Regions from separate parts of the Homo sapiens genome. Here all the other regions are linked to region 5. A link is a loop called in an ENCODE intact Hi-C map of the cell type or tissue named here. Cell type or tissue: mammary epithelial cell. All regions are shown on one strand.

Region 1 (4,000 bases), 880 kb before region 5:
CAGCATCACACAGTATACCCAGGTCACAAACCTGCACTTGTACCCCCTGAATCCAAAATAAAAGTTGAATAGGAAAAAATAAAATAAAATAAAGTTCTGTAATGATACTTTAACACAAACTTTTTCTGTAAATATTAATAGTAAATATTTTAGGCTCACAGGTTGTATGATCTCTGCTGCAAATACTCAACTCTGCCATTGAAGCAAGAAACTGCCATAGAGTATATAAATGAATGAATGTGGCTGTGTTCCAATAAAACTTTATTTATAGACACTAAAATTGCAATTTTATATAATTTTCAGATGTCACAAAATACTATTCACCTTTTGATTTTTTTTCACTAACCATTTTTAAATGGGGGATAATTCCTTTCTTAACTATAGTTAACTATACTTTTTGGACCACATGAAAACAATAGGTAGGACAGAATTTAGTCTGAGATCCACAGTTTTCTGACCCTGGATTTAATGTGACACAGGAATCATGGCACTTGAAGGAACCACACACTGAACCAAGAACTTTTGATTAAGCAGCTCATTCCAATTAAAATAGTATTTGCAGCACCACAGTTGGCCTCAGGTTTTAACCTGAAGCCCCTAAAAGTAGGTTAGCCCAGTAACAGTGGATAAAAGCCTATTTAGAGAGACATTTCCAAAGCATGCCAGAGAGAGACCTGAGTTAGAGGCCACTTGGCCTTAAGGTCCTTGGATATTTTCCCCAGGTGGTCAGGGCCATGTTAGTACCTGTGTCCGAGGACCGAAATTGCCTCCATGGATTCCAGAGTTGCAACACACATCCTTGTTCAATTTAGAGAGGGAGAGAAAAAAATAAAACATCATTCAGAATTGCCTTTTTGACACAGGCAGTGTTGGTGTCATGAGGACTTTTTGCTAAAAGGCCTAGATTCTGTCCTGGCTCTGCTGTCAGCTCCTGTGACCAGGAGACGCTCTAAGCCCTGACTGCCCAGTCAAAATCCTGGTGCTGTTGATTTCTAGCTGTGCCATATTAGAAATCAAAAAGCCTCAGTTTGTTGATTTCTAACAAACTGAGAGATACCTCCATTTCCATATATATAAAGTGGAGATATATCTCCCAAGCCTCTGTTTCCATACCTATAAAGTGGAGATGATGATGATAGCCTCAGGGACTCATTGTGGGGATTTTATTGCATAGTGCTTTGCACATAATATGCATTTAACAAATGTTAGCTTTTCATTATTACATATCAAGGGAGAAAACATTGGTCATGCTATCTTTATGGAAATCAAAGAGGAAAGGATATGAAAATGTGAAAGGGTGAGATCTAATGTGGAATTTCAATCGTCTTTTTACAAGCAGAGCTGTGGAACCCTGGGACTAACCCTTTGTAGTTATAGCTCCATTTTTTTTTTTTTGGCAACTTTTCTCTTTTTTTTTTTCTTGATCAGTGTTGCCAGAGGCTTATCAGTTTTTATTCTTTCATCTTTTCAAAAAACCAACCTCTAGCTTTAGTGATTCTTCCTATTACATGCTTATTTTCTGTTTTATTAGTTTCTTCCCTTATGAGTTTTCTTCCTCCTACTTTCTTTGCATATTCTTTTTGTAACTTCTCAATTTAGTTGCTTAGCCCATTAACTTTTAACTTCTTTTCGAATGTAAGCACGTAAGGATGTAAATTTCCCTTGCGCAGCCTGCAGATTTTGATATTTAGTATTTTTGTTAACATTCACGTGCAAACATTTTCTTTTCTTTCTTTCTTTCTTTTTTTTTAGACGGAGTCCCGCTCTGTCGCTCAGGCTGGAGTGCAGTGGAGCGATCTCAGCTCACTGCAAGCTCCGCCTGCCGGGTTCACGCCATTTTCCTGCCTCTGCTTCCCGAGTAGCTGGGACTACAGGCGCCCGCCACCACGCCCGGCTAATTTTTTGTATTTTTAGTAGAGACAGGGTTTCACCGTGTTAGCCAGGACGGTCTCGATCTCCTGACCTCATGATCCGCCCGCCTCGGCCTCCCAAAGTGCTGGGATTACAGGCGTGAGCCACCGCGTCCGGCCTACATACAACCATTTTCTAATGCCTGTTTAATAAGGTGTCCTCCACTCCTTGGGGAGCTCTGTGGTCTATCGCCCTGCTCAAAGCCTTCAGAAATACGCAGTGCTGTTGGCATCCTCCTCAACCTTGTTCGTTTTCACTACTTGTGGCAAAACTAATTCAAATATTACATGTGGATATAATTAGGTGTTAACTGATTTCCTTGAAGACAGCATTAACTTTCCACTTTCTCATTATCTTGGGTGTTTCTATGCCTCACAGTGTGGCAGGGATATTTTTACTCTGCTTTAGTTAACCGCAAATCCACAGGTGTGTTTTGTACTTTCACTAGTTGAAAACTGGTAGATGCAGTACTCACACATGGCCAAGAGATGGTGCTATTGACCCATTTAGGTCCAGCCTTTATGTTTTGTATGCTGTAGTCATCTAATTTGCTTGCTTGTCTTTGAGTTTGTTTCAGAGAAAAGGTCCAACATCAGAAGAGTTGAGAGGTTATATGATACTGGCTAAACTCTTAGATCCTCTAGGCACTCAAGAAAAAAACATAACAAATAAAAACTCTGGTTTTAAAGATGCAGAGAAATGTCTGGCAATGCACCCTCAGGGGACCTCTCATTCCAGAAGTCTAGAAACCTCCCAGAAGGAAGAAGCACTTGCTTTCCTGTGTCCCTATGTTTGCGAAAGCTACTCAGCCATTCCCTGGAGAGGTTTCTCTTGGTGCAGTCTCTCAGCTGACGTTTTGGATCACAAATGAGCAGTCCGCACATAACTCAATTTCAAGAGTTAAAAATCTTAGCCTTTAGTTGGGAACAATTTTCCAACAAACAGGATGTGGAAGTGATGTTATCTGAGGGAAGACATGGTGCCTCTGAGCTGTTAGACCTTTCCAAACTACACATATGCCTGGCCTGTGTTCACAAGTATACACACACACACACACACACCCGCCCCCCCCCCACACACACACTCATTCCCCTTCTCTCTCTCAAGTGACCTGATCTCCAATCCCTCTGCAGCCTCCTGAGGGCTTCTTATTCTTTAATATGAATGAGAGTCACCAGGCAAGTTTATTAAAATGCAGATTCCAACTCAGGAGGCCTGGAGTGGCCCAAGGCTCTGCATTTTTAACAAGCTCCCAGGGGATACCGGCCATCTGGGTTTGCAGGCCACATTCTGAGGAGTAGAGGTTCGTGGCAGTGCAGAGTGGCATAATGACAGGCATCAATGTGGTTGATTCAGAGATGCCCCAGTGTTACCGGATCAAACCCAGGGTCGGGCTGCTTATTCTCAAGGCCCAGTAATGAGATGCAGATGAACTGGGAGAGAAGAGAATTTATTTCTGTAACCGGGTAGGCAGACCAACTTAAAATTACAAAGCTTTCCATTGTTTATATACCTTCTAAGCTATATGTCTATGTGTAAGTGCATTCATCTAAAGACATAAGTGGTTAACTTCTCCTAATATAACTAAGGTCTGAGTTTTGAAGACCTTTCTCTGGAGCCTCAGTAAATTTACTTAATCTAGATGGCTCCAGGTGCCGGAGTGATTACCCTTATCTCGTCTCCTGCTAAATCATGGAGGTTTGAGGAGTTCCTTTAGACCATCCTCCCCACCCCCCTGCCCAGTAAAACTTGTTTGTGGAGGTCTGGGGAGTTTCTTCAGACCCCCAATAAAACTTGTTTAATCCTACATGGGTCCTGTTAAGAATTCCTTCGTTATCGTGTCAGGCTTCAAGGCCCAGGAAAGGCCTAGGCAAAACTCTTGGTGGGCTTTGTTACATTCCAGCCTTTGCATAAGGAGACTGGCTCTATTAGCTTTTAATATTTAACCTAACCACTCAGTCAGTGCCGCAACAGTTGTCATGGAGGCTTGCCTGTTCAGCTGTTAGTGAGACCTGGCCTGCCATGCCAGGACTCAGAATCAGAAGCCCTGGATTCAGATTCGGGCTCTACCACTTTCCAGCTTTATGGC
Region 2 (4,000 bases), 85 kb before region 5:
CCAACCAATGAGAGTTCAATGACTCAAGATTAAAAAAAAAAAAACAGGCAAAGCAGTGGCTCACAACTATAATCCCAGTGTTGGGAGGCCGAGGCAGGAGGATTGCTTGAGCCCAAGAGTTAGAGACCTCCCTGAGCAATATAGCAAGACTCCGTCTCAACAACAACAAAATTAGCCAGATATGGTGGCACACACCTGTAGTCCCAGCCATTCAGAAGGCTGAGGCAGAAGGATAGCGTGAGCTCAGAAGTTCAAGGCTATAGTGAGCTATGATCACACCACTGCACTCCAGCCTGGGGACAGAGTGAGATCATGTCTCCAAATAAAAAATAAAGATAAATTAAAAAGCACTTTCTACTGTCCCATTACTTGAGTCACAATATTTCAATGCATGCAAAAGTATATATAGGTATTTATCCAAATAGGTAGCTATCTCAGGTGGGTAGGCATATAGGAATTGTGAATTTAGTTTCATTTTTTTCATTTCTTAGGATTTAGAGTCTATTTATGTGATATTTGAGGATCCTGCTTCCATGGACTGACATTCTTGCAAGCCCAAGCACAGAGCTGACTCTGCCAGCATCTTTTCCAGTTCTACCCCACCTATGAGAACCCTAAGAGTTAGGGACCACACAGGACAGATCAACCCTCTTTGTGATCCTGGCTGTGCCACTTATCACATTCAGCCTGTTTCCTCCTCTGGAAAAGAAAAATAGCAGGACGTCCCTTGCAAGGTATTTTTGAGGACTAATTGATAAGTGCAAACAATTTCTGAATGTTTATAGTCTTAGTTTGAAGGAATAAAACTTAAGTGGAGTTAAAGATAAAGGGCAAAAAGACCAATGAGAGAAAAGGGGCTAGAGACCATGTGGGGATTTAGTGGATTTAGTGCTGCTTGGAGGAAAGCCCCTGGGCAAAACAAGATTAACTTCTACAATCTTCTCCAGATTCTGAGAATGCACCAGATCACGGAGCCTAAGACCAATGTCTTGGTATTTGGCCTACACCTTACCACACAATCGTGCATTAAAAGCATAGCTCAGGGTCAACAGGACCCCCTGGTTTCCTGTGTGTCAGTCTGGCCTTCCCAGTCAGAACACAAGCTCCTTGTCTCACACGGGGCGTCTCTGTGTGCCCCGCAGCCCTGGGTGCAGAGCAGACCCTCAATAAATATTTGCAGATTGTCTGCTGGGAACGAGGCCTGACTTACTCCAGCTGCATCACAGACCTTCTGCCACCTCTGGGGCCCGTGGCTGCCTTTCAGACCTCAATGATACAGACGAAATGTGATTGCTACCAACTGTGGATAAAATAACCGTTTCCTTATACTCCAAGGGGAGAAAAAGCCAAGGTAGAGGCCTGGAAGGCTGTGGTGGCCACTGCAACAGGGCCCATGTGAATATCACAGACCTTCCATTTCTGTGACATAGGGAAAGGTCAGGTGAATGCTGACTTTTCTGGCTGGCTGGGGCATTACCAGGGCAGTGCAGCAGGGCCCATAGGAGAAAAAAATGGATGGGAGGACAGGAAGTCACCAAAGAGCCCTGCATTCTGCAATGATGTGGCGCTCTGACCACGCCCAGCCGCCCAGCAGCTCCAGCGAGGAAACAACTTCCTTTTGTGGTCTGACCCTGGCTGGCCGCCAGGGCTTCAACAAGAGCCTTGTGATGTGCACTTTTGAAATGTGTTGGTGGTGCGGAATGGCATGTCTAACTCGTGTTTAGTGCCCTTCAGCGTTTACGTCTCTTTCCCACGCCCACTGACGCAGACTGGCTGCATGTGGGGAGCTGGGGTAGTCGGCCAACCCAATGCCTGACCTTGTGGCCGGGGCACTTGAGACACGCTTCCTTTTCCCCTAAACCTGGCCTCAGTCAGGCCAAGGGTACGGCTCCCTGAAAGGACAAAGAAAAGAGAAAAGGAAGCCTGACTGATACTAGCTGCCAGACAGGCATTATGTTGTTTTTAATCTTCATGACAATTCTGTGGGGTTTTATGGCCTCCCTTTTACAGATGGGGAAACTGAGGTTCAGAGAAGTTAAATCTTTTTCTCAGGGTAAACACAATTAGAGCATGGGGAGCAGGGACTCCACCCTAGCCTGTCTCCTCCAATGATCAGACTCTTTCCAGACACCACAACTCCTCTCTTAAGACCCCAGGGTCACTCTCCTTGGGGTCAGAGGCAGCCACACTCCATGTTTCTATTGCCTGCATCCACGTCACAGATCAGAGTTTGAGAAGGGTCAGAGTCAGCCAGGTCAGTTCTCTCCATGCCCATACTTTGCTTTAAAGGCTTTTCACTCGATTTGGGTTGTTAATTCTCAAAGTATGTCCGTCAACGTGCAAAAGTTACTGTGCATATTCTTTTCCCACTGTTTTCTTGTTTTTCTGTTGTTTGTTACCTAAGGTAGCTCCTGCCAGTCTCTGTGTGTACTAGGCAATTCGTGCATTGCTATAAAGAAATACCTGAGACTGGGTAATTTATAAAGAAAAGAGGTTTAATTGATTCACAGTTCTGCAGGCTGTCCAGGAAGCATGGCAGCATCTGCTTCTGAGGAGGCTGAGGAGGCTTTTACTCATGGCAGAAGGCAAAGCAAGAGCAGGCACGTCACATGGTGAGAGCAGGAGCAAGAGAGAGAGAGTGCTAGGGGAGAGGTCCCACATACTTTTAAACAACCACATCTCACAAGAGCTCACCACTATCGTAAAGACTACACCAAGCCATGAGAGATCCGCCCCCGTGACCCAAACACCTCCCACTAGCCCCACCTCCAGCACTGGGGATTATAATTCAACATGAGATTTGGGTGGAGACAAATATCCAAACTACATCACTGTGGAAACACCAGCAAGTTGTCTGAGTGGTCTCTAGGAAACCCAAACCCCAACCAGTGGATGATAAATAGCCCCTCGTTTGTGAAGTGCTAACACCTTGGTGACACAGCCCTTCACGTCCCCTCCACTCACGTGATCTGGGAGGAGCTGCTCCAACCACACAGCCCCTGCCTTGGGCTAGTGCCCTCAGGAGATTAGAGTTCGAAGGCACATTGTTTATTTGGGAGGTAATCCCAGGAAATTCCAATAGGATAGTAAGGAAAGTGAGACGGGGAAGGAAAGGACAGTACAGGGGGTGTTCCTGATCAAGATGCCTCTGTGCGCAACTGGGCTCAGTCCCATGATGGCTCTCTGGGAGACTGGATAGGACATGCCTCAGAGTTGTGCCATCCAAGGGACAAGGAAGCTGGTGCATTTGCACACCAGTCATTGGTTTAGGGCTGCTCCCAGGTCAAAGTCCCTAGGCAGAGAGAGACATGTGGCTGCACACTTGTGGTGGCTCATACCTATAATCCCAACAATTTTGGAGGCCAAAGCAGAAGGATCACTTGAGTTCAGGAGATCAAGACCAGCCTGGGCAACATAATGAGACCTCATCAATACAAAAAAACTAAAAATGAAAAAATTAGCAAGACATGGTGGCCTGCACCTGTAGTCCTAGCTACTTGGAAGGCTAAGGTGGGAGGATGGATTGAGCCCAGGAGTACGAGGTTATAGTGAGTTATGATCACACCACTGCTCTCCAGCCTGAGTGAGACCCTGTCTCTTAAAAAGGAAAAAATTGCATGCTTGAGGTCAGCAGGTATATGGAAATAAAAGGTGCCATGGGAGATGGGCAGCTGCCAAGAGCACAGCAGGAGCCTCCATGGTGGTGCCATACAGGCTACCAGGAATGCAGGACAAAGCTCTTGCCCTCTTCCCTTCCTCCTCCTTGTTGGTTTAAATTTGGAAGATGCTACAGCAAGGGCTGTAGGCTGCCTTGTCTGCCTGCCTGCACACTTTCTCAGGGATCTCAGACCAGGGAAGAAACCATTAGGGGACCCTGTCCAGATTGGTGGAGTCTGAGGAGATAAAGATGGGGCACGTGGACTGGTAATCACTCAAAGGCAAACCTTCCAGAGAGCAGAAGAGGACTGACCCAGAGATCCCTTGATGAACCTAGCACATC
Region 3 (4,000 bases), 620 kb before region 5:
TGGGAGCTCAGAGCAGGGGCATGCAGGAGAGGGAGGACGTTGCAAGAGTTGTCTGACAAGTCCGAGTCAGCCACATGAAGAAGGGGTAGAAGATTTTCCAGGCAAGGGAGCAGCTTGTGCAAAATCACAGAGGTGGGGCTGGGCACGGTGGCTCACGCCTGTAATCTCAGAACTTTGGGAGGCCGAGGCGGGTGGATCACCTCAGGTCAGGAGTTCAAGACCAGCCTGACTAATATGGTGAAACCCCGTTTCTACTAAAAATACAAAAATTACCTGGGCATGGTGGCACATGCCTATAATCCCAGCTACTTGGGAGACTGAGGCAGGAGAATCTCTTGAACCTGGGAGGCAGAGGTTGCAGTGAGCTGAGGTTGCGCCACTGCACTCCAGCCTGGGTGACAGAATGAGATTCTGTCTTAAAAACAAAAAACAAAAAACAAAAAAAACTCCAGAGGTGGAAGACAGCAAAGCAGCTTTGCCTTGCTTGAGAGGTAAGTGGGCCACTTAGGAGGGTTCAGAAAAGGAAGGAAAACCCAAAGGTACACTACAGAGTCTTAAACTAACAACGCTGGCAGAAAACCAAACGCCCTCAGGAGTGTCTGGTCGTTCCTGTGACAGCCAGGACTAGGCAGGCCAGAGGGCCCAGATGAGCGCTGGCCTTGCCTGTAGCAGCAAGGCTGGAGGTCCTTCACACTAGATTAAACACAGATCACTTGGAAGGCCCTTGCATGCCCAGCCCCCTCTGAAGGTCACTGATCCTGAGTGTCTGGCACTGAGTTGTAGCTGCGGCCAAATGGGAAGTGCCTGGTCAGAGGTTATGTTGGCATGGTGTTTACAGAGTCAGTCCCTGTGTGCGGAGACACAACCCAAAGCGGCCAGGGCTGGTGGAGAAATGCAGGGCCATCAGGAGATTCCAGAGGCCATAGTGTGATCAGGATGTTTCTCGCTCTACAAATTTTCCTGAGCCCTGGCTCAGGGCCTGGTACTCTGCAGGGGCCTGGGATCAAGAAGCCTCTCCTAACTGCCCAGCAGGGGTAAAGACCCCTGATCCAGGACCACACCCAGCTTGAGGGATGGGAAGATACCTCCTGCCGCCCTACTCCTAGCTTGGCCCTATGGGCCGGGTGTCTTCTGGGCTGGTATGGTCCAGTTTGGGTACTGGAGCTGCAGTTCTATCATTCCATCTTCCCTGAGGAGAGGATCTTGGTGTTGATGGCCAACCGCACATAGGGCCATGGAAGGAGCACCAGTGTCCAATACCAAAACTGGATAAGCCAGTTGCATCCAATGGGTAAATCTCTTAACTTCTCAATTTTTCACCTGTGAAAGGGATTGACGTCTCTACCTTGCAGGGTTAATGGTTGAACGGGACAATGTGTAACGCTGAGGCCCAGGCCCAGCTCAGTCTTCCAGCTATAGCCTGGCACCTTGTAGAGGAGCATTCTCCTGCCACCCTGAGCTGGATGGACAGAAAAAGTCTCCACTGATGAGCAGAGGCCTGGCTGAGCCATTGGCCCCCGGACTTGGCTTGCTTTCTGGCCAGCCTGAGGCTCATGGCCTGCAGGGGGCAGCAGCGGGACGCACCGCCTAGGCCAGGTCTCCTGGCCCGGCTGCTTGGCTCTCTCTGCAGAGTCTGGGATGGAAAGTTCTCCTTTGCGCAGTGAATGCAGCTTGGGTCGATTTGTTTTTAAATGGGTAATGTTTGCAGTTCTTTTATACAAGCCCTTCACATCTGGCATTCAAAGAAGATAATCAGTCTAGACTATCAGACCCGATAGCAGCTTGTATGAAATTTGGGCCCGACTTTGCAGTAAAAGTGCCTCCCTGCTCCACGCCGGCGCTCCCTCCCTCTCCCTCCTTCTCTTCTTGTGACCTTTTATCTCAGCGGGAGCCCTGACTAGAAAGAGGGTTCTGGAAATGTGGTGTGTTTCTCATTAAGTTTCTGCAGCATAAAAGTCACGTGATGCAAAGCTTTTTTTTTCCCCTGTCTCCTGTCTTTCCCCTACGTAACTACAGTAACTCCTGCTGCTTAGGTTCCATTTAATTTGAGATGATTGAAGGCCGAAATCTTGTTGATACGAAGATTAAAAAAAGTCTGTTTCTAGGGTGCTGGTGGTATGTTTGGTTCATTTTTCCTTGGCAGTATGTTTTCCTTGGTGGTATGTTTGGTTCATGTTTCCTTGGTCAAACAATTCCCAATAAAATCGGTCCTCTGCTAGGGACCAAACAGCCCCTTTTCTTTTCTCTTTGCACATCTGTAAATTTCTTTCTTTAAAACTTGAGGCTCTGACTTGGGAGATTTTCATGCTGGGTGGCCAGACTTCTGAGAGGGCCCAAAGGAACCTTGTGGGGCTGTGAGGAGTCTCAAAGCACTAGGAGGGCCACTGCCGTGAACAGCTGCTCTCTTCCCTGCATCTGTTGAGAGACTCTCATCTGAGCCCGGTGGTCTGTGGCAACAAATGGAGACAGAGAGCAAGAGAGAGCGAGAGGTAACGAGAGAGAGAGAGAGCACCATAGGTTCTGACAACTGCTCGAGTCTCCTTTATCTTCTCCTGGGACCAGAGGCTGCAAGCCCTACACTACCTCTCTCAGTATAAAGCCACAGGTTAAAGTTTGTGCAGCTGATGTCTCAAAATAGGCCCCCAGCTTCATGCCTAAAGCACAGTTTCATGAGAGCATGAATTGAGTCACACTTGTGCAAGTGAGCGTTACAGTCACATTGTTGGTGCAGACCAAAGGTCCCTCCCTACCCACTGCTCTACAATGCTCAGCCACTGGCCTCCTCTTCCCTTGGGCCCCTCAGCATGGTCTTCAGCAGCTGGGGGAGGGGCCAGCCTTGCATCTTCCTTTGAAGAACAATGGGGTCCTGGAGTTCAGGGGTCAGTATCATCACTGCCTCATAGTCTTTGAGGGGCAGACTTGCCCATTGGGAGGCAGATCCTCAGGTGATGGCTGTCTCAATACCTGGCTTTTTGCTGACTTTTGTCCTTCCCTTCCCCTCCTGCAGCATCATTTCACCCTCTATTACCAACATTCACAGAAGCCTTTACGATTCAGCCCCACCCGCTTAAGCTTTAGTTCTGAACAACAGAAGAGAAACGAGGAGAAGAGGTATCCATTTCTAGTCTGACTGCCATGAACTCCCTGGGAGACCCTGGGGAGTCCCATCCACCATCTGCGCTTGTCCTTGTCTTCACAATCTGGGGTGGATTTGAGGTTTGCTCAACTCCCTTCCAAGTCAAAGAGTTTGTAGTAGGGGTCAGGAAACAATTGCCTGGAGAAGTCTGCTTTTCTTTCCTTCTTTTTCTCTTTTAGCAGCTTAGTCAATAAATTTATTGTCTTTATCTGAAAAATTCTCATAGAAAATTTCTTGGTTTAGCTCTCAGCAGCCTGTTCTCAAGCTCTGATGAAGCTTGCCTTCTTTTGAGCTACCCAGTGTTTCTTCTGGGCAAGAGACGTTTTGGGACAATTCCACTTTTTCTCTTTAGCTTCTTTCTTGGGCTTCTTTTCATAACCTGGATTCTCTCATATAGCAACGTGGGCTTTCTTACACATCTCCTCCATCATGTATGGAGTTATGCTGTTCTTTATGTATTGAGAAAACTGTTTCTTGTAAGATCTTCAGCTTCTTCCATTAGGTAATGCATGTAATCTGCAACATTCTGACCCATGATGTGCTTCCTATGTACTTCTGCATTAGATGCCTTGCTTTCAGAATCATAAGCAGGGAATCTGTTATTGTGTACTGTGAGAGATGGAGAGGCCTCCATTCACAGCCCCCTTCAGAGCCCCCAAAACTTTATTACTAGTGGTGGTTCTGGCAAGGCCTGCCTTCAAATAGCAGGTAAAATCACCCAGCTGACCATCAATGTTTTCCACGTTGTGTTCATCTCTGGTCACCTCCACTTGGCCTTCATAAATCTTGACCATGCCAGACTTACTGAGAAGCCTGCAGGCCAGCAGCAAGCCAGTACAATATGCTGTAGCATAATGTGTCAGG
Region 4 (4,000 bases), 360 kb before region 5:
ACTACCACATTGTATGAAAGCCCAGTTAAGGCTGGGTGCGGTGACTCATGCCTGTAATCCCAGCACTTTGGGAGGCCAAGACAGGAGGATTGCTTGAGCCAGGAATTCAAGACCAGTCCAGGCAACACAGTGAGACCCTATCTCCATAAAAAAAAAAAATTAAAAAATTAGCCAGATGTGGTGTGCACTTGTAGTTCCAGCTACATTTGGGGCTGAGGTGGGAGGATTACTTGAGCCCAGGAGGTGGAGGCTGCAGTGAGCCATGATCATACCACTGTACTCCAGCCTAGGTGACAGAGCAAAACTCTGTCTCAGTAAACATGAACAAGAAAAAAAAGAAAGCCCAATTACCAAATGGAGAAGTCACAGACACACACACACACACACACACACACACACGCACAGAGAGAGAGAGAGAGAGAGTGCACCATCTTAGATGTTTCAGCCTCAACAGCCACCACACAGAGGAGAGGAACCACCCAGCTGAGCCCAGCCTAGATGGCAGAATTGTGAGAAATCATAACTGTTGTTTTAAGTTACTAAGTTTCAGAATGATTTGTTGTATAGTAGCAGATAACTGAAACAGTGCTTAATAAGTATTATTTAAATTAATAAATATAACAATCAACCCTGTTAGGTATGAACTACTCCCCACATTTCACAAATGAAGAAACTGAGGTTTTACGAATTACATGACCTGCAGGATGTCACATTGCTAGTAAATGGCTGAGCTGACACATGATCCCAGGCTGCCTGATTTCAGTCTTCTCACTTAACCAAAATACGCTCATGCCTCTCTACAGAGAATCAGGACTCCCATGTACATGGTATATAATAGTGGTGCCCTTTGTTCAAAGGAAATATGTTAGAATTCTTGGATTAACAGATGCTAATGGCTCCTGACTACCCCTTTCCTTCATGGTTCCCTAAAGGAGCCCCTATGTCAGTCTTTTTACAAAGATAGATGGTGGCCGTGTGAACCATGTCTGGGAATGACAGCTGCTGACAGGAACAAGAGGACAAGAGGACAGCTGGGAAAGGAAGTGGCATTTGTTGAATAGCTGCCATGTGCTGCTATCTGTACATGACTGACTGATTAATCCTTAGGCAACCTAACAAGGGTGGCATAATGATCTCTGCTTAATAGATGAGAAAACTGAGACACAGAGAAGTTAAGGAACTTGCCCAAAGTAACCTAGAAGTAAATAGCAAAGATGGGATTTGACCTCAAGTCTATCCCTCTCCAAAGTCTGCAGTCTTTCTGAGTTAACCAAACCAAAGACCTGGGCTTATACTAGTTGTATAAGATTGAGACTTGAGATTTTTACTGTTGGAGGTAAGGAAGTTTTCAGGTTTTAAGCTTTATTTCTCAATGTACTAATTTTGCCATAACAAAAAGCCAACCTGGGGGTAAAAACAGAGGAAAAGCAACAACAGTGGGAACTAATTAAAATGCAAAACCTGTGTGGGAAAGCAAAGTCAAACAGAAAGAACTCTTGACTGCAGCCTTCTGAGATAACCAGGCATTGGGAGGGTTTCTGCTCTGTGGAAGGTCTTGACATCAGTTGATGGGGCTAATCCTCACAACAGGGTCCTCATGCTCACACAGAATGATACCCAGTTCATTCCTCTGCATCAAACACCTGTAGCAGACACTGCTACTTGCTATAGTGAGTCTCTAAGGAATTTTAAAATGTCTTGAGAAGTTAAATCAATTTCTAAAAATTGCCCTGCATGTTTTATGGCTCCAAGGTACATTAGCAAAGATTCTAGAGTCTACAAGAACTTCTGCAGCCTTGTAGTTTCTGTCCACTTAGAGGAACCCTAGCTCAGTAGCTGAATCCTGGGACAGTATGTCTTTGTGAAAACACACACACACACACATACACACACACAAATACAGCTGATAAGCCTCACGGTGTGGACTTTTATCGGCAAGCCACGCACTGTTCTAGCTTCCTTTGGATTTCCTAGTTACTTAGGAGTCAGTCTGGATAGCTCTCTCTCTCTTTAGCTCACTCGCTGGTTCTGTCTTCTCTATCAGAATAGAGGCTGCCAGACCAGCTGAGCATTGTCTGTGTTCCCTGTAGGCTGCACTAGAGACACGTGCAGTCTGCCCAGTCTGTTCCTGCATTCTGTTTCCTTCTGCCTTCATCCCTAGCACACAAGGGATGCAGGCATCTTTGGAATGCTCCCTCTTACCCAGGCCCACAGCAGGTGCTGAGGCTCTGGAAGTCTGTGGTTACTGACTATCATTGTTCCCTCTGGGATTGCCTTGGGAGAGGAAGCGTGACCAGCCACCCACAGGCTGCGGGGGTCCCCTACTCCTCCTTGTAGCTAGATCCAACTAGGAGGCTGCAGCAGGGAGTCTGGAGGGGCCTTCCCACCTCTAACATTGTAAGACCAGACAGTCTTTCCCCATTAGCAGACTGCCATGCTGGGAAGGGCAAGCCTTTCCTTCCCACTCTCAAAGTCTCAGCCCTGCCATGCCCATGTGGGGAGCCCTTCTAGGGTCATTCTTGGAGGGCAATGCATGGATGAATCTACGAGCTTGTGTGGGTTTTGCTCTCCACACATAGGACTACCTGCTATTTACATAATAAGAGGGAAGCAGACACATATGTGGGGTTGCCTTAGTAATTAGACACATGGCTGGTCCCTTCTTTTGTTGCCAAGTAATTGCAGCATCTGGTTTACCCCAAGAATGACTCTCCTATTAAAAAGCAGAGGGGAGGAAATAAAGACCTTATAAACCCACGCATATCTGCTGGTAGAGCTGCTGGAGAAACAGGCAAATTAAGAGCCTCATTTTGTAATTTTGTTTAAAGCAAAGCAGCAATAAGCACCACTCCTGCCACCCCTCTCCCCATCTCATAAATGCTTCCAAAAGCTTTAGACAACTGGAGCTTATGAGAAACTGACTAACAATATTTTTGGAGCTATGAAGTCATCTGTCACACCACCAGGAGGATTGGATCTGGGGCTCCGGGCTCCATGACCATATATAATATTAAATCTTGCTTGCTCCTCTGCGCACTGAGCTATGAGATCATGTTTATTGTCCTCTCCACAGCTGCATTAAAATGATCTGTGAATCTGTCTGAAAAGGTTCTTTGCTCATCACTGCAGAGCAAGGCTCAGGCTCATGGCTGAACAGGGAGGCACACACTCTCAGATAAAAAAGGTGAAGTATGGAAGAGAAAAGACTGAGATATGGGATTTCTGGGTTGGAAAATGACTTTGGCAAGTCATGCAATCTTCCTGAGACTCAGTTTTCTCATCTAAAAAATGGGAATAAGAATAGCTAGCTCACCAGGTAGACAGCTAGATATTTGCCTTGCCTGTCTCACAGGGTTATTTTGGGGCTCAAATAAGGTAGCAAAAATAATGTGGGTTTTTTAATCACTATAGAAACATGAGATGCTATTATTTGGTCCAGCCATACTGCAAGGAGAATTCTCAAGGCAAACGTGGAGAGGAGCCTGCCTTGATTGCGTCAGCTCGGAGTTACTCTTTTAAGGACCCTTGTCCTTATGATCCTTCCCAAGGTATAGGTTGATTTTGTTTTCTTTCTCTGTAAGAAGAGGAAATTCAGCCAGGTGTGGTGGCTCATGCCTGTAATCCCAGAACTTTGGGAGGACAAGGCAGGTGGATCACTTGAGATCAGGAGTATGAAACCAGCCTGGCCAACATGGTGAAACCTCAACTCTACTAAAAATCCCAAAACTTAGCCTGGCATGGTGGTGGACGCCTGTAATCCCAGCTACTCGGGAGGCTGAGGCAAGAGAATCGCTTGAACCTGAGAGGTGGAGGTTGCGGTGAACCAAGATCACACCACTGCACTCCAGCCTGGGCGACAGAGAGAGACTCCATGTCAAAAAAAAAAAAAAAGAGGAAGAAGAGGAAACGCACATCTAGGAAAGCTTATAGAATTCCCAGCCCCAGGTCTATGAAAGGCAGAATAGGGTAGGAGCATCTGGGAGCTCTAGCCACTTTAGGG
Region 5 (4,000 bases):
TAAAAAAAAAGTACCCTTAAAGGTTTGAGGATGTCCTTTCACACCAGACAAAATTTGGTTAATTTGCGCCCAATATTCATTACTTTGACCTAACCTTTGTTCTGAAGGCCGTGTACAAGGACAAGGCCCTGAGATTATTGCAACAGTAACTTGAAAAACTTTCAGAAGTCTATTCTGTAGGATTAAAGGAATGCTGAGACTATTCAAGTTTGAAGTCCTGGGGGTGGGGAAAAATAAAAAACCTGTGCTAGAAAGCTTAGTATAGCATGTAACTTTAGAGTCCTGTGGAGTCCTGAGTCTCCCACAGACCAGAACAGTCATTTAAAAGTTTTCAGGAAAAACCAACTTAAAAAAAAATAAGGTGGCTAATTAAAAAAAAATGAAGCATTTAACAGTGTTCAGGTTTCAGAGTATGGAAGAGGGGTTTTTTAAACTGTTATCTGATTATTTCTTTTACCAACATGATATAGAAAAGTGTATTTCCAGTATTAAAATTTATCAGACTGAGCTTACTGTTCCTGTTAATGACTGGAATAAAAATTGGCATAAATGAGGGTCTGTATGCTTGTTTTAATAACACCACCACCAAGATAGAAAACGAGGAGGCAAGTTTCTCCAAGGGTATTTTGAAATGTGTTAGCAAAACTATTGCAGATACTCGTTTTTGTTATAGGGTGAGGTGGGGAGAGGCGCATGCTAAGTATTGTTGAAACTAGGGATGTAGAGAATTAAAAGTTTGAATATAATTATTTTGTAGTTATAAGTAGCAGTGAAATTAAATCTCCTGCAATAGACTATAGAAGTATATTTAGCCAAATGAAACTTCAGTGTTATTGAAATGAAATAATACATCTGTCCTGTTACAAGATTATTTTTATTTCTCTTGTGGTTTCCTAGCTTCTGATAATCAATAATTGTAGATGAGTAGGTGGTAAGTTTTAAGTTTGTACTTTGAGCTTAGTCGGAAGCATGCTTGACTGCCAACCCGGGGCACAAAGGATGAAGGCTTTTAGAACTGGACAAACTTCTAACAAAAGGTATTTGCAACTCTTTTGTAGTGTGTCATGTTGATTTGTGACATTGTTTTTGAAAATATGTGTTAACTTAGTTTTCTTGTAGCCCTCTTTTTATTGGAACTGTGGTATCTATTGTTGAAACTGCTTGACTGAGAACATTTTTATACCATAAAAGTAAATAGTAAACATAGCCCAGGAGCGGCTTCTGGTTTGTCCATCGTATGTAGCCATTGCCTCCTTGTACTCTCATTGAGAAGATACTGATTTGCAGATTCAGTTGTCCTTCTCTAACAGACTATTTATGTAATATTGCAGTTGTGATTGTGATAGGTAAGTGGACCAGTCGGTTAAAATAAATACTCAGGTTTCACAAAAGGAAAATAATATGATTTGTGTTGATCTAAATGAGTATAGGAGTTAACTCCTATAGTTTTTCATCACTTAAACTCAGGGGAAAGTTCTTTATTTCCTCTGTTTACTTAAGAATGCTGCTTTTGTGTTTCATGCAAGACTGAGCTTGACTCAGTTTGAAACCTAGGCTCATCTGTTGAGGCCTGAACCCTGCTGTCCTTGAAGTATGCATATAATTTGCTTCCTTCCTAAGGAAAAATAAGCTCTTGAAAGATAAAGTCAATCACATTAGGAACCCATTTTTAGGGTTTAGCCACTTTTTTTTTTTTTTTTTTTTAACTCATGGGCATCTCTTCTGTTAAGAGACATTCCCCACTCTCCAAGTTTCCCTCAAGCCTGAAGCAGCAGAGTGAGTAGTGTTGGAGCATGTTTTCATTGCATGCTTGGGTCATGTTGAGTGCCCTCCAGTGGATATAGTATAATGCTTGTGATTTTTTTTTTTTTAATTCCAAACAAGTTTATGTGGGATATATTTAGGAATAGTTCTGATGAGGGAGAATCAACTAAGAAACCTTTGATTTCTAAAATAATTAATATCATTACTGCTAATTAAAATACAGGCTTGAGAAAATGTCTTCTCAGCCAATATTTGCAGTAGAAAAGTCGGGAGGTTTTTTAAGGTCACTTTGAGTAGGCAGTTCTGCTTAAATATATCATAATGATAAACCAGAATCTCAGTATAGTACTTTAGGAGGTAAAAGATCATAATATTCAGTTATATTGATGAATTACAGCAACTGAAATTCTCAGAAAAAAATTAATGAAAATGTGAATTGTCAATTTGTCTAAAATCATTCACAGAGTAAAACATAAGTGCTCAACTTGATTATATTAGGAAATAGATAGAAATAAAGGTAATTGAGCCAGTGTATGTGACCTAAAATATAATGCCCTTAGTGACCATAGGGTTGGTCTCATTTGTACATAGTGGTGGGCCATGATGAACTGTGTTTTGCCCTTTGAATTTTTCCTTAAAAAGCTTTCTCTAGGCTCCTATGTTCATGGTTTTTCTGTTAGTAATATTATTTTCTGAAAATCCATGTTTCAAATCAGAATCTAATTAGCAACAGGAATGAAGCTTATTCTAAATTAGTTTTTGGAAGTTAAACGGTCAGCATATGGAAATTTTTCAGGGTTTAGATTTTTAAAAATTTGTTTTTCAGAATATGTTGCTGGAATGAAAACGTTAGCGTAGGGACGGAAAATGACACTTACCAGTGATTGCTTTACTTTGCCTGTGGAATTCAGTGTAATTTTGTGGAAACATTGGTATATGATTTTTTACTACTTAAGAAATGTATTGCTATAGTTAGGGTTTTTTTTTTTTTAAAGGCAAGAATGCCTCAAGTGCTTTATGTGAATGATTATTTCAGGATGGATTAAATATTCCTCCATCAAGGACCATACTTGTAAATCAGTGATTTCCAAGTTGGTGCTTAGTATTTACAGCATTTACTGTCTATAAGCTTCTGTTCTGATTTTTCAAGAGTTTTCTGAGAAATGAGAGTAGGCTTAAAAGTTCTTTGAAAAATTATGTACATACAACTTACTGAAAAAAATTGCTACCGGGGACTTAATTTGTCTCTTGAAATGGGCTACTTGCCTTCATTAATGTAGCATACTACAATTTGATGTTCAAGATATGTTACTAAGAATAAGATCGCTTTCAGAAGCCTTATATAGGATTGGTCTTACTACATTGTAGTGGGAATGGCTACTCAAATGTCTCCAGGGCCAGTTAGGTATTGGGTAAATGGGACCATGCAGACTATTAAAAATTGAAGTGCACATGAAGCAGCCAGTCATAAGCAGCTCCAGCCACTGTGTGGGAATATAGTTTATGTTGCCAGATCATCTGATTTCTTTCCCCTAAGTGGGAAATCCAGATCAATGTACATCTCTTGATTTGCAAGTGTTGGTGAACAAAATTCATATTTTAAGATGCTGTATTCAGCACAAATTAAATACACTTATTTGCTGAATACTGCCAGTTTGTCCCTCTGCAGTAGTACCATTTGAAGTACAGTGTTTTCATAATGATTCTGTGAAATGACTGGTTCTGTGAATGTACATAATTTAGCAGATAACATTGTTAAATTATTAGGTTTGTATTTATTTAGGCACTTGGGAAATGCCTTGTGTCAATTGATTATAGATTAGGAGCTTAAAAGCAAGATTTATATTATCAACTTATTTGTGAAGACTGGGAAACCCACATTTTTAAAGTTAGGAATTAAGATGGCCAGGTTCAAGGAAAAGGGGGAGAAGTAACTTTCTTATTACTCAACCATCTTAAATAGAGTTCTTTAAGTGTATTTTTAAGAGGTCTCAAAACTTAATCTGAAGGGACGTCAAATGCTGGACAAATTCTGTGTATACAACTCAAGTCAGCCCCCAATTTTACTGGTCTTTAAATCATGTCCTTTTTACCAGAAGTTTGCATTTCTAAGCTAAACTATTACTGTTAGACTAGATCCAAAACTTAAAAACAGTTTAGGTAATTAAAAATTAATTGAATATAAACGTTTTACTTAAATTAATGGCAAATGGCTTTTTGGCCAATTTAAGTTTAT
Region 6 (4,000 bases), 680 kb after region 5:
GATAATGAAATCATGGTTATACATTTTTCTAATCCTTTTCTGCTAGCAAAAGATATTTACTAGTAAAATGATATCATTTTATTTAAAATACTCCAGCAAGAAAGAGAGAGGGAGAGAAAAAGGGAGAGGGGGAATGAAAGCAGGACACAAGATGAAACAAGATTAGCCAGTGTTGATTGCTGGAAGCAAATGATACTACCTCATTACTCTAGCCTCTCTACTTCTATATATGTTGAAATTTTCCATAATTTAAAAAAAAAAAATTTGAGACAGGGTCTTGCTCTGTTGCCCAAGCTGGAGTGCAATAGCATGATAATAGCCCACTACAGCCTCAACCTCCCAGGGTCATGTCTCAGCCTCCTGAGTAGCTGGGACCACAGACGTGCACCACCACACCAAACTCTATTTTTTCTAGAGACAGGGTCTCCTTATGTTGCCCAGGCTGGTCTCAAACTCCTAGGCTCAAGTTATCCTCCCACCTCAGCCTCCCAAAGTACTGGGATTACAGCCGTGAGTCACCACGCCCAGCTGATAATAAAGAAATTTAATGAATGGGTTAACCTAAAATGTCTGTTAATACTCCTTTTGGCCAGGAGTGGTGGCTCATGCCTGTAATCCCAGCACTTTGGGAGGCTGAGGCGGATGGATTATTTGAGGTCAAGAGTTCGTGATCAGCCTGGCCAACATGGTGAAACCCCATCTCTACTAAAAATACAAAATAAATTAGCTGGGCGTGGTAGTGCATGCCTGTAATCCCAGCTACTCGGGAGGCTGAGGCAGGAGAATCGTTTGAACCTGGGTGACAGAGGTTGCAGTGAGCCAAGATCACGCCACTGCAATCCAGCCTGGGCAACAGAGTGAGACTCAGTCACAAAAAAAATTCCTTTCAGTTTTAGAATTTGATGGGTCTATATTAAATTTCATAAAATATATCCACTGCACGCTTCAGACTAAATATATTGGCTTAATATCAGAAATGTTTTTTAAAATTATTACACATAGAAACCACAATGATTACAGAGTGGTAAATGTGTTATCTAGGAATATAAGCTTCAGATGGTTATATTTTTCAGTAAAAAAGATACAGATGTCAATAAATGCTTCTAAATGCATAAAGGAGATCATGACCAGTTATTTTCTGTAGCTGTTGATGACAGAATAAGATGAAAGAGATTTAAATTATATTACAAGGATAGTAAAATAGATTTTTGCTCCATTTTTTCTGTCTCTTTATAACAAATTATACCATCATATTCTTCTGACATTCTTTTAATCATTCATTAAACTCTCCAGCATTAACTGCCTAAAATACACATTACTTTGCTGGCTCGGCACTGTGGGGTACAAAGGTGAGTAACAAAATGAGGTTCTATGCCATTAAAATGCTTATAGGGGCCAGGTGCAGTGTCTCATGCCTGTAATCCCAATACTTTGGGGAAGCCAAGACAAATGGATCACTTGAGGCCAGGAGTTCAAGACCAGCCTGACCAACATGATGAAACCGTGTCTCTACTAAAAATACAAAACTTAGCAGAGCATGGTGGCATGAACCTGTGGTCCAAGCTACTCGTGAAGCTGAGGCTGAGAATCTCTTCAACCCGGGAGGCAGAGGTTACAACGAGCCAAGATCACACCACTGCACTACAGCCTGGGCAACAGAGCGAGACTCTATCGCAAAAAAATAAATAAGTAAGTAAAATAAAATAAGATGCTTATAGGGTCTGCAACCACAATTTTTCCTGTTCACTGAGAGTAAACCTAATAGAGAATTTAGGATTCATCTTACACTTGAAATTTTGTTACTGATTATTGAAAAATTATCTACAAGCACCCAATTGTGAGTTTTACAGAAAACTGGTCTCAAGAGTTATGAACCAAAGATTCACTCCACGGGGTTCCCAGATCCCCTAAAATCATGTGCTAGGTGTTGACTTTATTTTTCTGGAGAGACTATAATGGTTTTCATTCATCTTATTCATCTCAAATGGTAAAAATCACCAGTGGAATGGAGCCACACATCCTGTAGCAGAAACTTCTAAAAAAAAAAAAAAAAAAAAAAAAAACAGGAAAAAGATGAAACATGGTACCATGTACCTGCTCAGCCTCCACAGATCCTGCTTTTGGAAACTGAAACATAAATTCTTAAAACTTGCACAACTTTTTTTCTGGTGCTTGAATGACCTCTAGTGGCTACTTAAATTATCACAGCCAATTGCTCACAGCAGGAATTAGGTTGGTGCAAAAGTAATTACAGTTTTTGCCATTAAAAGTAATGAAATAAAGAACTAAAAAGTGTTGAGAAATAACAAAATTAAGATGGCATCACAAAGGAGCACCTAGCTCAATTTCAAGTTATTATACAAGCTCTCTATTATCCAACCAAATGTAGTTCACAATACAGTGTAATTCAAAATAGTTCACCAGATAGTTCAGTACACGCCATTTTTTTTAATCAAATAAGTATGATTTTCCCTAAATTCTTGCATTTCGAACTAATAAAGCATCAGCAAATACCCATGAAGAGAACAGTACTGGAATAAAAGATACAAGAACCTCGGGAATTAACATCCACCCTTTCCTCTCAGTTGAGGCAGCACCAGGAATACAATGTCAACAAAGTACAACAACTGGAGTAAGAGAAATACTTTGAGAATATAAACTGGCCACAGAACTCAACCTGAGTGAGAACAGGTAACAAATATGGTTCAGGAACTGCTGGGCCAAACTCTCCAAGTGGGAGTACAGCAGCAGCAACAGCAAGTACCAGTAGAATGAGGCCATCACATCACCCAGGGTGACCAACAGGTCCCAGGTTACTTCACATGCCCTCTGCCCAGCCCCTTGACAATTCCTGCAGCAGCAAAACACACCATCTTCCAGGCACTGCCACACGGAGTCCCAAGAATGCTGATACAGTTTTATTTATTTTGAAATATTTGTCAGTATCTATACATACACAAGGCACTGTCTAGGCACTGGAGTGGAGTGTTGAACAAGACAGTTCAAAATCCCGATTCCAATGGAGCTTGTAGTCTAGTGTGGAAAGAGAAATAAATACATAAAATGCCAGGTGGTGATACATGCTGTGAAAAAGATAAAGTAGAACAATGGGGTTTGGAAATTACAGGGTGGTCGTAGTATTCTTTTCTATAAGTTGATCATCTCAATTCAGACTAGCTTTTCTTCAAGCACTCAATAGCCATAGTGGCTGGTGGCTACTATACTGGATAGTTCAACAAATCTGAAACTATCATCCATGCCTTTTTAGTTCATAATCTTTATCCTCTTTCTTTCTGAATCCTAAGAGAATTCATCCAACTGATCTTCAAATTCACTAACTCAGCTTCCTAAAGTATCCATCCTACTTAATACTTATTACTGCAACTACTGAATCATTTAATTCAACAGTCATATTTCACATATTCAGAGGCTCCTTCTTCACAGCTCCTGAGCAACCAATGCCTGCTCTGACGATGCAGGAACATCCTCTAAAATCTTGGCACTTTGTCTTGGACTTTAAGTTCTCTCCCATCTCCTACAGCTACTCCATCTCACTGGAGACCTTTTGCTCTGAGCCATCAGAAGGAACCCCCATTTTTGAGATCCTAAGCCTTCTCATCTTCCTGGTAATACTGCCCTAGATGCTCAATCTTTCAGACAAAAATCTACCTGACACATCTCTGAGAACCAAGCTGGGTACCATCAGTAATCATATAGGTCACAATTCATTTTTTTAGGCCCCCCAAAAAAGGAAAAATTTAGACTTTGTGGCATTTTACTAGTAACTCAGAGATCCAGCAGTTTGCAGGAAATAGAGATGGAATTGTAAGCAAGGGAAATACACTGAAATTAAATTAATCTCCACCCAGACACTATAAGGCCAGCTGGGATACTATCCCAGCAATTGGCTGCTGCAGTGAACAGCACAGAGAGAAAATGTTCCAATTCCTCTTAAGGCTCCAAATACCAGTTGGCTACTACAGTGGACAAGACAGACATA
Region 7 (4,000 bases), 230 kb before region 5:
ATTCTGAGTGCCTGCAATAGTGTGGTCTTCATATGGTTTATTTGGCTATAAACAGCATTCAGTGGTATTTGTGGCTTAGGGTGCAGTTGTTAATGGAGGCTGTGGTGAAGTTTTGCTGAGGATGGAAACACCAGGTAAATCAGTCCATGGGCTTCAGCAATGGCAGTGGCAAACTGAGCATTCCTGTCCTTGGGCCCTAGGGCAGCATACACTGGCATCAGTGTTCACAGGTTCAGGTGGGTCAATTCTTGGGCCCCTTGAGGACTTGCTCAGGTGCTAGTAGTTGCCATCATGGACCTGGTGGATGGGTGAGTAGGCTTCAGACCCTGAACAGCAAGCATGACATGGGCAATGGCAGTATCAGTGGTGGAACAACTGTCTGGCTCCTGAGCAGCCTGCACTGGTATTGCGGGTGGCTGCAACAGGATGGGTGGGCCAGTCCCCAGGCCCATATGTGGCATGTGTGGGTAGGTGCCAGCTGTAGTGGTAGTGACACATTGGGTGGGCTCAACCTCAAGCCCTCTGGAGGAGTGCTTAGGTATCAATGATGGTGGATGGGGTTAGGTAATCCTCAGGCCCCCGGGAAGCATGCTTGGGCATTGGAGAGGGTGAAGCTGGGCCAGGAGGACCTGGTTGCACATGCAGGTGCTGGCTGTGGTAGGCAGGGGTTGGGTGATTTTCAGGCTCTGGAGGAATGCTTACATGAGTGCAGGTGGCAGCAGCTTCACTGCAGCCCTCCTAGGGAGGGAAGGGTTGCTTTGAGTGGCAGAAGCAGTAGGCAGGTGGCTGGGGAGCATGTATTTCAGCCCCAAGCGGCAGTGGCAGGTGGGAGTGTCTATCCTCAGGGCTCATGAAAATGTGCAGCAGCTTGCACTTCAGCCTTGGTGGTCAAGAGGTTCTTTCGTGGCTAGGATTGCAGGAGTCTGTGTTGGGAATGCAGACCACTGGGGGTCTCTGACTTACCCTTTTCCTGCATTGGAGAGCCTCTCCATACTCCTAGCCAATCAGGCTGCCTTGCTTTCCTCTCCTTCCTTGCTTTAGGTGTTTCCTATCGCTTTCCTGTTGCATTCCAGTGTTCCCTCTTAGATGATCTATTCTAAGTGTGATTATCCACTCACTGTTTCAGTTCTTTGCAGAGGAAGCAAGTACCAGATGCCTCTAGTCAGCCATCTTGAAGCCTTGTGTCTATTAACTTTTATTTTCATTTTCAAACTATAAAATTCCTGTTATTTTCTTAATTCAACATGCTTTTATGAATGTAACAATATAAGCGTTTTAGTTCATATAGAGCCTCATTGTCCCAATCTTTTCTTAACCATTAGCCCTTCTAGCGATGTGGGTTTTTTTTTTTTTTAATGTAACCATTATGACTAGGGAAAAGAATATTACCCAGTAGTTTTCCCCTAAGTTAAACAAGAATTCCTTCTCACCCACTAAATTGAGTCACCCTGCTAAGGCCCCCATGAGCCCCTTTTCACTTTCTGTATTACTAAGCCCTTTGCCCAGCCTGACTAGATGGCAGCTATTTCCTGTGGGTCAGAGGGTTTTTAAGGCCTTTTTTGGAATTCTCCTTTCCTCTGGCTCAGGTATAAATGGTAATACCAAAAGGTAGTAGGTGGTATTTTAAGGAGACTGCTAGTGGACCTTCAAATGCTTTTCATTTCAAAACTTTAATTTTAATAATATTGCTCTCTTAGTTTGGGCTCCCTTAAAATCACAGCCTGAGACTAGACACAAGGACTTGGTGCAGGTGGTTTATTTGGGAGGAGATCCCAAAAAGCAGAGGTGAAAGAAAAGGGAGAGAGTGAGACAGGGAAGAATGAAAAGCCACTGAGTGTGCATCATTAAGGTTGCTGCTTTGGGCAACAGGGGCTCAATTCTTCTGTGACCTTTGGCAAGTGTGCAGAATGCCTTCTAGAATGTTCCCTCCAAAAGAGGAGTGGCTAGACTTGCTTACTGGCTCTCATTCTTCACTGGTTAGAGATGGCTCCTAGGGCGTTACCTCTCCATACTTGCAGGTTGTACTTGCTTGGGGGCTGACTGGGCTCCCAGTTTCAGAGATGGCTTTGAGGCAAAAAAACAGGGAAGCATTTTTCATGTTTCAAGAGGGCATTGTCATGGGAACCCACATTGCACTCTCTACCAGATCTGTGACAAAATCATAGGTGTGCTGAGGGGATTTGTTACAGGGTGCCAAAAGCATCAGCTACGAGCATATTGTCCCTTCTGAATAGACTGTTCCCCATTGTCCCTGTGGGGACACTTCCCCACCAATGGATCACCTGGTCATTGCTGTCCAGTCCACATGACATTGATGGGGAAGGTCACTGCTATTAGCCTCCCTTGACCGATGTCAGGGCTGTAAGGATCACTCTCCTCCATCTTCCTTCCAATCTAGCCCCTTGTCCATATCCTCCCTCTGTGGAGCTCACCTGTGTCTGGAAGGAGTTGTGCAACCTCAAGTGGCCTCAGTGAAAGCTGCAGTTGAAGAGAGCAATTCAGTTGACCACAAAGGAATGTGACAGAGAATCATCCAACGCTGCCTAGAACATCTCTCCTGCTCACCTCACCTGGCATGCTCACATGCAGCCATGTGGTCAGGGCAATACCGAGGCTGAGTTCAGTGCCACCCTGTGCTGCCCCTTGCCGGTGAACTTGTCACACTTGTTTACACATGTTTGCAGGCCTCTTTCTTATGGGCATCAGCAGCTTGTTGAGGACCATTCTATGTCTTCATTTTGTGCTCAGAACCTAATGTAGTGCCTGGACACAAAGGGTTCTCAGCAAACACTTGTGGATACAAAGGAGGGAGGGAGGGAGGGAAGAGGGAAGTCGGTTGCTAGGAGATAAAATGATTTGCTTATAGCACAGTTGCCAAAAATAAGTCACAAGTGGGGACTTCCCAGAACTAACCGTTCAGTGCAATACTTAGCTGAAATCTATTGCAAAATGCAGTACTTACTTAGGCACTTACTTTTGTCTTTATTGTTTTTTAAGAAAGAGATGCTCCAAAGGTCAGTGACTCAGACCACTAGGTGACTTGGCTGTGGTTTCCTATGAGTCAAGCCTACCAGACAGCAGAGGACAGAGGTGAACAGGAAACTGGGCCAGAGAAAAACCAGAGAAACAGAGAGTCAACACAGACGTCAAGGAGGCTTCCGCCCAGCTCTCTCAGGCCAAAGGGGCAGACAAACCCGTGAACTCCCAGATATTCATGTCCAAGTGAATGCAGCTGTACGAACTTCAGCTTGAAAACTTCTCTCAAATAGCAGGTGGGGAGAACAGGTAGTAAATGCCTGGGGTTGTGGCCGCTTCCTTCCCCAGCAGAGCTCTGCCCCAATGAGAACACAGGAAGGGTAGATAAGAGAGCAAAGTGGGCAGTTTTTCTTATTTATTTGTTTGGGTAAAGGAAAAACAAAACAAGATGTGAACACGCATATCTTCACAAACTGTAAAATTTATCTCTGTCCTCTATTCCCTGCATCCTTCTCCCTACTCTAACATCTTAACAATCCTAATATTTGCCTATTGTTACACAAAATGTACGCCAGTAGATATCAACATACCAATTAAAAAAAAACGAAAAAAATACTTTGCTGTTTTTCCTTGAAAGCACAATGACATGAGGCATCTTTGGAGAGAAGAAGCTGCCACAATCCGATGCCTCCTCGTACCTGCTACTAGCTGTGTAGGCTTGTCTGATCTAGCCCCCTGGATGTGAACAAACTAGAGCAACAGGGAGAAGCAGAGATGCAAAAGAGTTAATCATACAAATTGCTGAGTGTGCACAGGAAAAACATACTACATTTGTAATTGTGTTTACAGTGTACAAAGCACTCTCCCATATTCCTCATAATCTAACAACAATCCTGAAATCATCACTATTTACGATGCAGAAACTGAAGGAACAATAAATGGCATGTCCTATGCCATACAGCTAATACCAGGCAGATCTTGGCATTGAACTAGAGCTGTCTGAGCCTAGACCAAATATTGTTTC

The links. Hi-C counts contacts between places; a loop is a spot of excess contacts. Peaks named below come from ENCODE experiments on the same cell type or tissue, not always from the same donor. Only the 100,000 strongest peaks of a DNase experiment are listed, where the experiment ranks them.
Region 1: it touches region 5 in a loop (18-fold over the local background); 18 of 110 quality-filtered maps call a loop at or near these places.
Region 2: a loop joins it to region 5, with 4 times the contacts of the local background. A loop is called at or near these places in 26 of 110 quality-filtered maps.
Region 3: it touches region 5 in a loop (9-fold over the local background); 76 of 110 quality-filtered maps call a loop at or near these places.
Region 4: it touches region 5 in a loop (4-fold over the local background); 11 of 110 quality-filtered maps call a loop at or near these places.
Region 6: it touches region 5 in a loop (15-fold over the local background); 9 of 110 quality-filtered maps call a loop at or near these places.
Region 7: a loop joins it to region 5, with 5 times the contacts of the local background. A loop is called at or near these places in 35 of 110 quality-filtered maps.

What each region holds. Positions count from the first base shown.
Region 1 is chr3:40,325,406-40,329,405 of GRCh38, forward strand. No RefSeq gene overlaps it. Among named protein-coding and RNA genes, the nearest start is that of EIF1B, 18 kb to the left of the region's middle. In mammary epithelial cell, a CTCF peak has its summit at 2,398 (motif pointing right); no DNase peak of the experiment used is centred here.
Region 2 is chr3:41,115,939-41,119,938 of GRCh38, forward strand. No RefSeq gene overlaps it. Among named protein-coding and RNA genes, the nearest start is that of CTNNB1, 82 kb to the right of the region's middle. RefSeq lists an enhancer at 1,615-1,744. In mammary epithelial cell, no CTCF peak of the experiment used is centred here; a DNase peak (open chromatin) is centred at 1,693; H3K27ac peaks cover 641 bases.
Region 3 is chr3:40,583,160-40,587,159 of GRCh38, forward strand. It overlaps the pseudogene RPL5P10. Among named protein-coding and RNA genes, the nearest start is that of ZNF621, 60 kb to the left of the region's middle. RefSeq lists an enhancer at 799-1,299. In mammary epithelial cell, a CTCF peak has its summit at 1,565 (motif pointing right); a DNase peak (open chromatin) is centred at 1,562.
Region 4 is chr3:40,845,631-40,849,630 of GRCh38, forward strand. The region is part of intron 2 of LOC105377043 (a long non-coding RNA gene); the gene reads left to right. Among named protein-coding and RNA genes, the nearest start is that of ZNF621, 320 kb to the left of the region's middle. In mammary epithelial cell, a CTCF peak has its summit at 2,090; no DNase peak of the experiment used is centred here.
Region 5 is chr3:41,201,352-41,205,351 of GRCh38, forward strand. All of the region lies in intron 1 of CTNNB1 (catenin beta 1), which reads left to right. Among named protein-coding and RNA genes, the nearest start is that of CTNNB1, 3.8 kb to the left of the region's middle. In mammary epithelial cell, a CTCF peak has its summit at 1,824 (motif pointing left); a DNase peak (open chromatin) is centred at 1,770; H3K4me3 peaks cover 1,671 bases; H3K27ac peaks cover 2,936 bases.
Region 6 is chr3:41,879,248-41,883,247 of GRCh38, forward strand. The region is part of intron 17 of ULK4 (unc-51 like kinase 4); the gene reads right to left. Among named protein-coding and RNA genes, the nearest start is that of ULK4, 81 kb to the right of the region's middle. In mammary epithelial cell, a CTCF peak has its summit at 2,188 (motif pointing left); no DNase peak of the experiment used is centred here.
Region 7 is chr3:40,968,801-40,972,800 of GRCh38, forward strand. No RefSeq gene overlaps it. Among named protein-coding and RNA genes, the nearest start is that of CTNNB1, 230 kb to the right of the region's middle. RefSeq lists enhancers at 1-473, 2,312-3,511 and a silencer at 2,804-2,853. In mammary epithelial cell, CTCF peaks have their summits at 2,461 and 3,085; DNase peaks (open chromatin) are centred at 2,541 and 3,001; H3K27ac peaks cover 1,396 bases.